2 separate regions of the Homo sapiens genome follow, and region 1 is linked to region 2. Evidence: chromatin contacts called from ENCODE Hi-C or POLR2A ChIA-PET data. All regions are on one chromosome and are shown on one strand. The core of a region is the stretch at or near the end of the contact, and the rest is flanking DNA. Distances in the headings are between cores, read along the strand shown.

Region 1 (4,799 bases), core at 1,031-3,530, 50 kb after region 2:
GTGAGCACTGAGTGCTTGGCAAGTATTGTCATTAATATCAGTTCCTGCCCCCCTCCTGACACATTTCTCAACCTGCCCCTCCAACCCTGCCATCTACAACTGGTCAAAATGAAATGCAGCTTCACGTCCTGCCTCCTCCAAATACAAGAAAATATACTAGTTCACAGTGATCAGAGGCTCTCTCTCTCTCTCTCTCTCTCCCTCTCCTGAACTTCTGTATCACTTGCTGCATGTGCCCTTATTTGACATTTACACACACACACACCCAAACACAGAGGATTATGGAGGAGTGATGTGACCTGGGATTAGATAACAGAGATCAGTGATGGGGCCTGTCCTAACCAGAGAGCATGTGCTCACAGGAAGTGGCAGCATCCGGCCTCCCATTTATCTTCTCTCCTCAATTTCAGCTTGAGGGTCATTCCAGGAAAAAATGTATACAGTATCCCATGCATTTAAAACAAACTAACACACTCTAGTCAGATACTCATATGGTACTTAATTTCACATCTTTTCCATTGCTTTTCTTAGCAACCTAGTTCATGAATTCTGGATGACTAGCCCCAGAACTTTTAAATCCACTAATTTTGATTAATTTAATTTCTGCATTAAAGAAGTTTCTCTCCATCAGGGCTTCTAGATGCATCTTTCCTCTCCGTAACCTTATTGCTCCTGGTTTTTGCATGATATCCTGTGTGAATGGGTTTGGTTTCATTGTGCCTATTTTTTTACAGAATCCTTTCAGAAGAACGTGGGATACAAATGATAACCAATATTAATCGAGTTAGCTCCTCCATCTACATCCCCCTTTCTGAAAACTGGCCCTGCCCCAACAGGGGCTCCTGTACGCATATTTGTGGAGGATGGGCCTTCTCCCACTCTCTGGACAGATGAGTCACTAGGGTCAGACATATGACTCAGGAAGAGCTGTTCCACTGAATACCAGGCTGGGCCAGAGTCTCCCATTTCCCAAGAGTCTGGTATTGGACAAAGTGATTTTTCTCAGCCTAGTCTCCCTCATGCTAGAATAGACTGGGGGATATTATGTAGATATAGAAAGTAGAAAAGAGACCCAGAGTAGCTTATGTTCCTGACTGCTTCCAGCTTCTTATCCCGGGACCTGTGGTTGCACTCCTTATGCTGGGTTCCATGCAATCCCCTGGGCTCCTATTTTAAGTAAGCGCCTCTCATCTTAGCTAAAGCTACTTTGGGGGCATTCTGTTACATGCAGCCAAAAGCATTCTGCTATGGTTTGAGCACGGTTTGTCTGCCCTCACCAAAATGAATGTTGAAATTTGATCCCCAATGTGGTGGTGTCAGAAGGTGGGGCTTAGTGGGAGGTGTTTGGGTCATGGGGGCAGAGCTCTCATGAATGGCTTGCAGCTGTTCTAGAGGTAACTGAACACTTGTATTAACAGTAGTGAGTTCTTGCTCTCCTGAGACTGGATTAGTTCTCTGGGAATGAATTATTTCCCACAAGAGTTGGTTGGCATTAAGTGAGATTCCTTCTCCTGTTTGATCCCTCTTTGCACGTGTCTGTCTCCCCTTTGTGCATCTCACCATGTTATGATGCAGCATGGAAGCCCTTGCCAGAAACCAGGGCCATGCCCTTGAACTTCCCAGCCTGCAGAACCATGAGCTAAGTAAATGTCTCTTCTTTATAAATCACCCAGTCTCGGGTATTCTATTGTAGCAACACCACAAAACAGATTAAGACTGGTCCTAAGACATAAATAAGAGACCAGATCAATTGCTTTCATGCTTTAATCCTGTGACAAGCTTACAGTAAGCTACAAGATATGCAAAACAGGCATGAGACTGATGGTGCTCAGAGACTAATCATGCTCTGGCAGAGGGAAATTTCTTTCCAAATAATTGAATGGAGATACCAGTTGTTCTGAACTACTGGGCAAGATGTTGTTACTTGCTGTGTAAGGAATATATAATTCAGCCACACATCCACTTGCAGGAAAGAGCTGTCTGCTGCTTGCTTGTTGAACTATGGAAGCAGAATGATATGGCTAAAATCCACAGAATGGTTCCTGAAAAACACCACATAGCAGAGCCTGGGAAAGGGGTGAGGCAGGGGAGGAGGTCTATTTGGAGGTATCCAAGCATTTTTGGAACTGTGTTCTCTGTTTTCCCAGAGGATGAAAGGGCTCTTTGCCTTTGAACTTGCACTACACCAGGAGAAGGCCAGGCACCCCTTGAAGAAATGTCTACAATCCAGGGACAGTCTTGTTTGCAAACTCTTTTGTTAGGGTTTGGAACTTGACATTTTGGCAAGGACTAGTCATCTGAGATGGGGAGGGGAGAGAAGGGAGGGCTGTGCAAGCAATCAAACTGATACTCTTCTTGGAAATTACCCAAGCAATGCAGGCACGTAAAAGGGAAAGTGAGGGATGAGCCATCCTCTTTTGGATGGAAACATGGAGGCTGCAAGTTTACAGCCCACTAATCTTTGCTTGTCTCAGTAAAAGAAAGGCTTGCACTATTCCATCTGTAACTCCCTGATTAGATAAATCCAAGGCTGAAAAACATACCAGAGAAATGTTCTGAAGGCTGAGAAAGACTGAGGAATAACTCAAGCACTTCAAATCAGAGGCATGAGAAGTAAGTTATCTATAGACAAACATCAGCCTTTGTAGGAATAAACTGCGGTTTGCATTAGACAGCTGAGTTATAAGCTCTCTCTAATGGTAGCTTCGAAAGTTTAATACTGTCAGATGCACACTGTTTTTATGTTGAAACATCTTGACTTTTTTTTTTTTTTTTTTAACTTTTCCTAGGCTCAAGTGATCCTCCCCCCTTTAGCCTCCAAAAGTGCTGGGATTACAGGCGTGAGCCACACCACACCCAGTCTATCCTGACATTTAAAAACAAGGTATGATAAAGGTTAATGCAAATAAAAACCAAAATAGAATTATTCTTTAAGGTAAAAGTAGGATTATATCATTCAACTTATTTAATGAATATCTTCAGTATATACCAGCCACCATGCTAGGTGCCAGGGATAGAAGGGTGAAAAAGAAAATGAATGATATCTTTTCTTAAAGAGCTAATGGTCTGGTGGGAGTGGGTGGGAGATACATAAATAAAATGACAACTCAATTACAGAAATGGAGCATTCCCAGAGATGCACATGGGTTGCCACAGAAACTATGAGATCACTGCAGGGGTCAGAGGAAGCTTCCTAGGAAGTGACACTTGAACTGTATTTTAAAGAGACGGCGATAGAAAGACTATCTCCTGTAGAGGCAACAGCTTATCCAAAAGGATCAAAGCCTGAAACAGCATCTCCCTTCAGGAACCTGCAAGTGGTTCCAGGGCTGGAGCAGAGAGAGCCAGACAAGGCACTAGGCAGGCTATGGTCCCGCACCAGTGGTAGCACCAGGGAACTTGTCAGAAATGCAAATTCTGAGGCAGCTCGAGACCTACTACATCAGAAACTCTGGGGGCAGGGCCCAGCAAGTTCTGTCTTCTTAACAAGCCCTGCAGGTAATTGTGACATGTGTTGAAGTTTGAGAACCTCTGGGCTAGAAGGGTTAAGGCCTGATCAGCATAGCTGTATGTGTTATGGGTACCAAGGGACCAGCAAGCCATGGGAAGCCAACCAAGGATTTTAAGCAAAACAAGTTATCAGATTTGCATTTCAGAAACATCTTTCCAGCACAGTACAAAGAATGAATTGAAGAGAGATGAGACTGCAGGTAGCAAGACAAATTGGGAGGCTACTAATTTGGTGAGAATGACATCAGCTGAAAAAGGAAGAGGCAGCCGCAGCAAGATGGAGACAGCAGATGAAAAGGCAGAGACTCTATGGACTCAGTGGCAGGAAGCAGCAGGGTACAAGGTTAAAATTATGGGCCTTTAGGTCCAGGTGCAATGGCTCAGTCTGTAGTCCCAGCACTTTGGGAGGCCAATGTGGGAGGATTGCTTGAGTCCAGGAGTTTGAGACCAGCCTGGGCAACACAGTGAATATAAAAAATAAATATGAAAATAAAATTAAAAAGATTAGCCGGGCATGGTGGTATGTGTCTGTGGTCACAGCTACTTGGGAGGCTGAGTGGGAGGATCGCTTGAGCCCAGGAGTTCAAGGTTACATTGAGGTATGATCACGTCACTGCATTCTAGCCTGAGTGAGACAGTGAGTCTGTTAGAAAGGAAAGGAAAGGAAAAACAAGAGGAAAGGCAAGGAAAAAAATGAATGGATGAAGGGGAATGTCCTGGGAGGTGAAGAAAAGAGTGCAGTCTAAGAAAACGTCCCAGTTTTTAGCTTAAACAACTTGGCAGGCTTTTGGTGTCATTTACAAAGTTAGGAATACTAGAAGTGGAGAATATTTGGAGAGAAATATCAGTTTTAGATTTCAGTTTTAGGCGTTATTACCAAGACAGATGTCAGACACTGATGTGGAAAGATTCTGACTCTTGCACAAGGAAATCTGGGGGCTGGACAGCAGTTGGCTCTAGAGTCAAACTTAGCTTAGCATTCAGGTTCCACCATTACTGGCTGTGTGACCTCAGACAAGTAATTTAACTTGTCAGTCCTCTACTTCTTCCTCTACAAAACACAGAGACAAGTGGAATCTATCTCGTGGGGTCATTGGGAAGACTAAATGAGATAACGCATGTGCTCAAATAACGTGCTTAAAGTGTGTGGCACATGAAAAGGTGCCTGGCATATGCCTGGCTCAATAAATAACTGACTGTGGTTATCATTAAGGCTACATATAGTCTGGAGGAAAGAGGATCAAGGCATTGTCTTAGAGAGCATGAAGATGTATGGGGCAGTGTACAGA
Region 2 (4,592 bases), core at 1,330-3,829:
GCTCCTCATTCACCTTCTGCCATGATTGTGAGTTCTCCTTAGCCATGTGAAGCTGTGAGTCCATTAAAACTCTTTCCTTTATAAATTACCCAGTCTTGGGTATGTCTTTATTAGCAGCGTGAGAACAGACTAACACACCTTCATTGTGGATGAGGTAGTTACTGATCACCTCAATTACCACTGCTGTCATTCAGCAAACTTTCAAGTGCCTGGTATATGCCAAGTACTGGGCCACAATTCCAAGACTCTCTATACTGGACCTTGCTGCTTATCTGAGCTTTTCCCCACTCTTTCGTCTGGAGGTTCTGGGCCCTTCCCAACCTCCCCAGCAGCATAGGCTTTATTATGGCCCCTTCCACATTCCCCAGGGGCCCAGACCAAACCTCTCTTCCTTCTTGAGACCATCTTCCATTAACCCCTGTGTTCTTCCTGTATCTCAACCAGGCACCATTTTGAGAGATGTCAGTTTAGCTCTTGATGAATTGGAAATTTTCCACATGTGGGGTTTTCCCCTCCATCAGTTTACATTTCCTCAGGAACTTATGCAGCGTGCTTATAACACCTGCCTGGAACACAGTAAACTTCTAGTCAATAAATGTGACCTGTTATTTCAAGGGATAGATGATATATTCACCCCTAGTACCCAGCCTGCAACAGGTAGCCAGAGAACTAGTGGGCCTGATTCAGTTGCAAAGTAACAAGACTAAAGACAGCACAAGTGTGGAAATATGGCTATTTTCTTTATAAAACTTGAGTCACTCTAACAACTTGAATTTAAGATAATTTACTTCAAATAAATACAGAATGCAGACTATGACTTAATCATAATAAATCATTCTCTATGTTTAAAATGTCCCACAAAATGTTGATTGTTTTCTTTTTTTGTTTTTTTGAGTTGGAGTCTCAGTCTGTCTCCCAGGCTAGAGTGCAGTGGCGTGATCTTGGCTCACTGCAAGCTCTCCCTCCTGGGTTCACACCATTCTCCTGCCTCAGCCTCCAGAGTAGCTGGGACTACAGGTGCCCGCCACCACACCCGGCTAATTTTTTGTATTTTTAGTAGAGACGGGGTTTCACTGTGTTACCAGGATGGTCTTGATCTCCTGACCTCATGATCTGCCTGCCTAGGCCTCCCAAAGTGCTGGGATTACAGGTGTGAGCCACCACACCCAGCTGATTGTTTTCTTTTTTACGTATTTTTTTTGTTTGAGTCAGGATCTTGCTCTGTTGCTCAGGCTGGAATGCAGCAGTGCAATCATGGCTCACTGCAGCCTCCATCTCCTAGGCTCAAGCAATCCTCCCACCTCAGCCTCCAACATAGCTGGAATTATAGGCTTGTGTCACCATGTCCACCAATTAGAAAAATTTTTTGTAGGGAGACGGTCTCACTATGTTGCCCAGGCTGGTCTCAAACTCCTGGGCTCAAGCCATCCTCAGGGTGAGTCTATAAAGTGAAAGCAAATTTATTAACAAAAAAAAGGAATAAAAGAATGGCTACTCCATAGACAGAGGAGTTCTCAGGGTTGCCAATTGCCCATTTTTATGGTCATTTTTTGATGATGTGCTAAACGAGGGGTGGATTAGTCATGTCTCGCCTTTCTAGACCATGTAGGGTAACTTCCTGACATTGCCATGGCATTTGTAAACTGTCATGGCGTTGGTGGGAGTGTAACAGTGAGGACGACCAGAGGTCACTCTCATCGCCATCTTGGTTTTTGTGGGCTTCTTTACTGCAACCTGTTTTATCAGCAAGGTGTCTATGACCTGTGTCTTGTGCCAACCTTCTATCTTATCCTGTGACTTAGAATGCCTAGCCATCTGGGAACATAGCCCAGTAGGTTTCAGCCTCATTTTACCCAGGTCCTATTCACAATGGAGTTGTTCTGGTTCAAACGCTTCTGACAAGACCAAAGCAAAATCCAGGTGATTCACACTGGTGGTATGTATGCATATATGTGTGTATTTCTAAGTACAGTGTGTAGAAGTAACACACTGGTGGTTTTAGAAGAAATATAAAGATGTTCTATTCCTTGTTTCTGGAGAGTTGCTCATTTTGAAGAGGAATTGAAGTGCAAACCAGGGTCCTGGGGCCTTTTGTCACAAAAACCTCTGAAGTTCCAATGGAGGGTGGTGTTCCCTGGGAGGGAGGGTGCAGAGCATTGTCCTCCCAGCCCCATTGAGGACACCTTTAGGACAGTGCCTCTGCCTGGAAGATGAGCAGCTTTAGGCAGTCACCATCGTCGTCTAGAAACCACATTTGAAAACTGGTGGGAGGACAAGGCCCAGCTCCATCCTGCCGCGATAAACTCCCAGCAGCAAGATCCCAAGCAGGATAGATGGTGATGGGAGCAAAACGTCCTGTTCTCTCATCTTTCCAAAACAAGCCTTGCCATTTTCAGGAGCGTGTAAAGGAAATAAAACACCTACCCGCCCTAAGCAGGCAACATAAGCTGTGTACCTTCAAGTTTCTCCAAAGCACAAGCGCCTCTGAACATACAGTGTTTTTATCCCTGAACTATTCCAACTCCAGTCCGGAGTGGTTTTACGCAGTCGACACTAGAGGGCAGGCCATTAAAACGTTCCCGTTCAAACGAGTTGCTCTGCAAATGCAAGAGCTGACACAGCACCTGAAGGTCCGCTCCGTATCTGAAAAGTAGCTTTCCCCCACGGAGAATGCAAGCGTGCGTTCGGTATGGGGCAAGAGCGTGGGAAGCCTGCTACTGCTTTCCTTTCGGGGCATATTTACAGTGAAAGCCCGTGAACTCGCCTGCTCTTCCCTTAGATTTACTTTACTTGGGAATTCCTAGAAGTGGAAAAATAAATCACAATGGCCAGTGCGGGTCCCCAGAGGTTTAGCCCCGGCTAATGGATAACAGGAAGGGACTAAATCAGCCTCCTCTCACCAGCGGCAAGTTTACAAGAGAACCACTCAGCATGAAAACGCCAAAGCAAGCTGTACTTAATCCCTCAAGAAGTCCTAAAAACTGTAATTTTATTAAGTTAGAGACAGGGTCTTCCTCTGCCAACCAGGATGGAGTGCAGTGGTGCGATCATACTTCACTCCTGGGCTCAAGCTGTCCTCCTGCCCCAGCCTCCAGAGTCGCTGGGAGTACAGGTGCATGACGCCAGGTCCAGCTAATTAAAAAAAATTTTTTTTTTCATTTTTTTAAGACACGGGGTCTTGCTATGTTGCCCAGGCTAATCTTGAATTCCTGTCCTCAAGCAATCATCCTGTTTTGGCCTCCCAAAGTGCTGGGATTACAGGTGTGAGCCAGCCACCTTGTCTGGCCTAAAACTGTAATTTTATAAACTCTTTGTGGCAAACCCCTCCAAACAAAAAGGCTCGGGTGAGTGTAAGGATGGCTTTGCTCCAAGTTCAGAGTTTGGCTTCTCCGCCGTGCTCCCTGCCCCCACCCACCCCCCCACCCCCATCTGACTGCCTTGTCTGTTATCATGTGTAGATTTTCTATGGATTTTATTGTGTCATCATGATAAAGCCAATGTTAATGTATTTTTCAGGCAAATGCTGCATTTTCCTCCTCAAAGACTAGGCTTCTCACTCTGGAATTGGGCAGCACCTAGAAGCAGCCCCATGGCCTCACTGGAGAGAGCTCTGGCCATGAAACCCTGCTGGCCAGCGTTTATAGAGGGCTTCCCAGTTCTTCATTGGAGGTCTAAACAGGATTTCCCTAGAGAAGGAGGGCTTCGTGGAATAAATGACAAAGGGAGTTGGGGTGGCCTGCCAGGTCACTGGGCTCCAGCTCCTCATTGTTCAGCCCACAGGCTTCCCAGGGCGCCTGTCCAAGCCAGCCGGAAACAGACGAAACTGCAAAATCACTCCATTCCTGCCCACACAAACACGGGGAAATGAATGATCACTTTGCACAAGAAACCTCCAAGAGACACTTTGAGGATCCCCTTGAGGAAAGGACAACTGGGACCTGTGGCAGGAAGAAGGCTGAAAGAAAAGTCCAGGTTTATTACTCCCTGGGAGAAGGAAGAGGAAGAACAAAGGAAATGCACTTCTTTAAGTACTTCATGATGCAAAATATTTTTAAATTCCTGAGTTCACATTTAAAAACTGTATATTTTTAAATTATAGGAGCAATGATGTTAGTGGTAACCAGCCCAACAACAGAAATAAAGAGAAATTTAATAAGCTTCCCCTAAAGTCTACCTTCTACACATTGAAGAAACTTCCTCCAAGTTTTTGAGTTTTATAGACAAAGCATCCTTTTACTTCTGAGCTGTCATTTTTTTTTCCTTTGTTGGCTTATAGTTTGCAACAAGCAAAGAGGGCCAATGTAGACAATAAGAAAACTCAAGAAGCAGGGATTGGCCATCTCCAATCATCACTGATAAATTTCCTTAAAATCAAAATAACGTTGTTTCAAATATCTGAGATATGAGGCAAAACGTTTCTTGAACAAGTCTGACACTATGTTGTCAGGATCTAAGTGTGCTATATGAACCTTAAAATTTGTTTTCATTTGATCTTTGAAAAAAGTATTTAATCAGTTCTAACGACGGAAGTCTTCTTCTGCAGTGATAATTCACAATGAAAGACATTTAAGCTGACGTTTCTCTAATGGGTT

The links. A loop is a pair of places that touch in the nucleus more often than their neighbours do. ChIA-PET counts read pairs that join two places held with the same protein, here RNA polymerase II (POLR2A). Pooled maps may share reads with other maps.
Region 1: a loop to region 2 is called in a pooled map, with 2.2 times the contacts of the local background. The contact joins two enhancer-like sites. A Hi-C loop is called at or near these places in 1 of 168 maps with a recorded cell type or tissue (endothelial cell of umbilical vein) and 3 of 50 pooled maps. POLR2A ChIA-PET finds 5 or more read pairs at or near these places in 3 of 52 experiments (AG04450, H1 and activated CD4-positive, alpha-beta T cell).

Annotation. Positions count from the first base shown.
Region 1 is chr4:98,515,336-98,520,134 of GRCh38, forward strand. All of the region lies in intron 1 of TSPAN5 (tetraspanin 5), which reads right to left. Among named protein-coding and RNA genes, the nearest start is that of TSPAN5, 140 kb to the right of the region's middle. RefSeq lists an enhancer at 3,513-3,592. Within about 2 kb of position 2,281, at least 6 of the 41 ENCODE cell types and tissues checked have a DNase peak (open chromatin) inside an H3K27ac peak, as active enhancers do.
Region 2 is chr4:98,465,157-98,469,748 of GRCh38, forward strand. No RefSeq gene overlaps it. Among named protein-coding and RNA genes, the nearest start is that of TSPAN5, 190 kb to the right of the region's middle. Within about 2 kb of position 2,580, at least 11 of the 41 ENCODE cell types and tissues checked have a DNase peak (open chromatin) inside an H3K27ac peak, as active enhancers do.